2 separate regions of the Homo sapiens genome follow, and region 1 is linked to region 2. Evidence: read pairs that join two places in POLR2A ChIA-PET (ENCODE). Cell type or tissue: endothelial cell of umbilical vein. All regions are shown on one strand.

The links. ChIA-PET counts read pairs that join two places held together with the same protein. Peaks named below come from ENCODE experiments on the same cell type or tissue, not always from the same donor. Only the 100,000 strongest peaks of a DNase experiment are listed, where the experiment ranks them.
Region 1: POLR2A ChIA-PET joins it to region 2 with 7 read pairs; 2 of 35 experiments call an interaction of 5 or more read pairs at or near these places.

What each region holds. Positions count from the first base shown.
Region 1 is chr4:140,248,158-140,250,657 of GRCh38, forward strand. No RefSeq gene overlaps it. Among named protein-coding and RNA genes, the nearest start is that of MAML3, 95 kb to the left of the region's middle. In endothelial cell of umbilical vein, no CTCF peak of the experiment used is centred here; a DNase peak (open chromatin) is centred at 1,374.
Region 2 is chr4:139,944,101-139,946,600 of GRCh38, forward strand. All of the region lies in intron 1 of MAML3 (mastermind like transcriptional coactivator 3), which reads right to left. Among named protein-coding and RNA genes, the nearest start is that of MAML3-AS1, 180 kb to the right of the region's middle. In endothelial cell of umbilical vein, no CTCF peak of the experiment used is centred here; a DNase peak (open chromatin) is centred at 1,021.

The DNA of each region.
Region 1 (2,500 bases), 300 kb after region 2:
CATCAATACTTCCCACCCCTGTACATGGCTAGTGTAGACCTTTTTTTTTAATTGTTCAAATGTTAATTTAAATGTTTTCTGCTTAGAGAGGCCATTTCTAATCCGTCTGTCTATATAGATACATTATGTTATTCTCTATCTCTGAATCTAATTTTTCCCCCAGATGTAGGCAGTTTGTAAGTATATCTGTAATTGTTTGTCATTTGGTTGGCTGTAGCCCGTAGGAGGGACCTGTGTCTATTTTATTCATTAATGTATATCTGTGTTTAGTGTATAACAGGCACTTAAATAATTTTTGAATATCTGGCTGAATGGATGAATATTAAAATCAGATTGAAGTCATTTATAGAAACTACACTGCAGAATTTTTTAGCTGGAAGACATGTTTAGAAACAATCTATTCCATTGTTTACCAGTGAAGTATAAATACTTTGGTTTCTTCTTTCCTTACTCCGCAAGGCTGATGGTTGAGCTATATACATTTCTAAGTGCTATATAGCTATTTTTGATTAGGTCACCTGTTGGGACTTGTTTACTGTATCATCAGAAATCCCAGCAAGAGAAAAGAGAAGTTTTTTTGTTTTGTTTTGTTTTGTTTGCTTTTTAAACAATATCCAGGGCTTGGAAATGTACTTATAGTCTATTACTTTCTTTCCAGATCATTTGGAATAATTTATATTCCTTCAGACTTCATATAGCTCCAGCTTGTCTGTGAGGAGTGGGTGGGGCCTGAAGTCTTCCTCTGGTCCTGTGGGTGGACAATGACCTTGCCTGTCTGGCTCTTGGGCACCATGGTGAACTCTCCGGGTGGGGGCTGGCTACACTGAGTGTGTGTGGGACCAAAGTAGTAGGCACCAATGATCAGATGCATCAGGAACAAAGAGGGAGGAGGGCAGGTTCCTGAAAATAGAAAGCACATCACAAAATAGATGATGAGTTGATAATGCCTTGAGGCCTTTGTTCAGGAACACTTCGGCACTATAAAGGGAAAAATGACAGTGCCATATTCTTCTGTGAAGTGTGAGTCGGTTTTCTTCAAGAGTCTTCCCAAAGAAGGCCTTGTGGGTTGTGGCTAACTCAGTTTTCCATTTTTATCTAGATTTGTTCTTTAACGCAAGTGTTATTCTTTTCCAAGGCTTGCTGTATCATCACATTAACAATAAGATAAAACTTGACAAAAATTCACTGAAAACAATAAATGTGGTAATTGCATATTCTTGTCCTAGGTATTCCCTTTTTGTTCTCAATTAAAAAGCAGTTCCAGCAGTTGTGTATGCTGTATCATTTGTTCACCTTAAATAAATACTTTTGAATCTAAAAATATAGCAGAAATAAAACTTTCTGAAAAAAATAAAAAGCTGAAACAGTGTCACATCAAAAATAAGAAATGGATTTTAGGGGATCGGGATGGTTTTCAAGAGGTTGATGTTTTCTGACAAGCCAACCCCATTACAGGCCGCTATCTAGGGGATCTAAAGTCTACACCAAATAACCAGCCTAGAACTCTAGCAGAATAGTATAAACACCCACTCAGATATCTTAGATTCGTTTACACTTAAAAATATGAGTTAACTATACGCATTGGCAGATATTTCATCAAAGTACAGATTTCAAGTAGCATTTGGTCAGCCGAAGACTATTATCTAGTGATTTATTTTAAATAGCTTTGCTTAAATTAAAAACATGATTCTTTTTTTTTTTTTGACGAGTCTCGCTCTGTTGCCCAGGCTGGCATGCAATGGCACTATCTCAGCTCACTGCGACCTCTGTGTCCCAGGTTCAAGTGATTCTCCTGCCTTAGCCTTCCGATTAGCTGGGATTACAGGCACCCAGCTAATTTTTGTATTTTTAGTAGAGGCAGAGTTTCAATATGTTGGTCAGGCTGGTCTTGAACTCCTGACCTCAGGTGATCCACCTGTCTCAGCCTCCCAAAGTGCTGGGATTACAGGCGTGAGCCTCTGTGCCTGGCCAAAAACATGATTCTTAAGTGTGAGCAATGGTGAAAATTTGTAAGACTTCTATTAGATAGCGGTACACAAGAGTTTGCCACTGCTAGGGTCATGGACTCAGCCTCACGTCTCTATCTACAGGTAACTGGTCCTAGAACTGACCCAGGAAACTTCAGAAAGAAGCAAAGTGACCTGACCACTTTAGCATTCACACCTGATCCATGGAGCAGCCTGGCTCTGTACCCTTCAGGTCATCATAACCTGTCTCCTCCCGTTCACCTGCAGCCTTTTTAGAGGCAGGCTGCTAACACGAAGACAGAGATCTGACACAGCCTCCTCTTCTGTGCTCACACTTCTCCCATGACATGCTGGAACCAGCACATCAGAGCAGACACACTCGTAATAAGACCAAAAAGCAGTGACAGTGCTGACAATTTTACACCTAGGCCAGGTGCCAGAACCGACAGTGGGGAAGAGGTGCAGGGAGGGAGGGGGATACCGTACTCTGAACACTTTTTTGAAAACACAGGTTAGGGTTACTATTAACTTGC
Region 2 (2,500 bases):
ACCTAGTGATCCACCTGCCTCGGCCTCCCAAAGTGCTGGGATTATAGGCATAAGCCACCGTGCCCGGCCTAAAGACAACATTTTTTTTTTTATTATACTTTAAGTTTTAAGGTACATGTGCACATTGTGCAGGTTAGTTACATATGTATACATGTGCCATGCTGGTGCGCTGCACCCACTAACTCGTCATCTAGCATTAGGTATATCTCCCAATGCTATCCCTCCCCCTTCCCCCCATCCCACCACAGTCCCCAGAGTGTGATATTCCCCTTCCTGTGTCCATGTGATCTCATTGTTCAATTCCCACCTATGAGTGAGAATATGCAGTGTTTGGTTTTTTGTTCTTGCGATAGTTTACTGAGAATGATGATTTCCAATTTCATCCATGTCCCTACAAAGGACATGAACTCATCATTTTTTATGGCTGCATAGTATTCCATGGTGTATATGTGCCACATTTTCTTAATCCAGAATCTACAATGAACTCAAACAAATTTACAAGAAAAAAACAAACAACCCCATCAAAAAGTGGGCAAAGGACATGAACAGACACTTCTCAAAAGAAGACATTTATGCAGCCAAAAAACACATGAAAAAATGCTCATCATCACTGGCCATCAGAGAAATGCAAATCAAAACCACAATGAGATACCATCTCACACCAGTTAGAATGGCAATCATTAAAAAGTCAGGAAACAACAGGTGCTGGAGAGGATGTGGAGAAATAGGAACACTTTTACACTGTTGGTGGGACTGTAAACTAGTTCAACCATTGTGGAAGTCAGTGTGGCGATTCCTCAGGGATCTAGAACTGGAAATACCATTTGACCCAGCCATCCCATTACTGGGTATATACCCAAATGACTATAAATCATGCTGCTATAAAGACACATGCACACGTATGTTTATTGCGGCATTATTCACAATAGCAAAGAGTTGGAACCAACCCAAATGTCCAACAATGAAAGACAACATTTTAAAAAGGAAAATTCCACCCCCTAACCCTCCAAGGCAGTTTCCAGGAAGTTCTGATATAAGGTCTGTTGACTCTCCCAGCCTTCCTTTTCTCCTTATTTACTTGGGCTATTAAGTAAAAATGAGCTTCTCTTCTTTTTTAAATAATAGGTTCTCAATTAAGACTGAATTATTCCAAAGCAAACAACTCTTCCTATTTCTGCAGATTCTTTGAATTATCATTTTATGTGCTTCTGATGAATTCAGATGTTTAAATGACTTCCAGCAACACACTGATATGACTGTCTAAAACTTTAAGAAACATTTTTTATTTTTATTTTTTTAAAAAAGATTTATCCTTATACCTGGAAGTTTCATATTTGGTATTAGGGAATGATTACTGCTGGATGCCAATACCTCTTTTCAAATAGCCAAACATTTATACTTAATATGAAAACCAAACCACAGACAAGCTGCCAGCATATTCCACAACACTGTATTCTTTCAGCTATAAAGTCAAAGGTTTAATTGCATGAAAATATTCAAATATTAATAAATCATGTTAACTTTAAACTAGGTTCACAAACTTTGTTTCACTGATTTTAAGCAGCCTGATATAGGATAGATATTTAATAAATTTGTCCAATGTGTATTTTTCCCATGAATAATAAAACCAAATTAAAATTTTATTTAAATTGTTGAAATGCTTAATTCCTCCAGATCATGATTTTGCCAATGCAGTTTCATCTACCTTTCCTTGTACATCATACGAAGGCATTTATTCAGGCAGTGGTTTTTAATAAGCCATTGTAGGAAACAAACAAAAAAAGGTGGAAGGTGTTGCCTGGGAACTAATAGCTGTAATAAGGAGCCAGTGGATTGCTCCTTAATAAGTGTATGCACTGCACACCTTCTCAGTCCTGATTAACTACATTCTATTTTAGCACCAGACATCTAATGAGAAAATGTTAAGTTTCCCCAAATGGTATGATGGTAGAATCAGAATGGAAAATACCAACAAACCTTGTGAACGCTATCGCCCCAAAATGTGAGCTTGTAAAAGAATTCATCTTAGTTCCACCTTGATTTCTTTTGCATTAATCATTCAAGATATGTAACATTGGAAAACTTACTGTGTGCAAGGTGTGATGAAATCTTATATTCAGAAGCTAAAGATAAAGATAATATATGCATCAGTTTCATAATAGCCGTTTTTGAAGGTGAGATGAAGTTTATTAATTATTTCCACAAACCATCTAGGGTGATTCTCTCAGATTCAGGGAATGTGGGCTTGAGCAAATTTTCATGGTTGATATGAAGGACTTACAGCTAGAACCAAATACTGTTCAGTCTGTATAACGAGCCTGACAATGTGAATAATCTCAGTGCAATAATTTTTTTTTTGTTAAGCACACAGGTATGTACAAACGCACAAAGGTAACTCCTGAATAGTCAATAAATAACTATACCAAACGTATAACTGCTAATTATGGGAATAATATAATGAATAATTACAGATTTTTTTCTAAATGCAAGTTTTCATGCC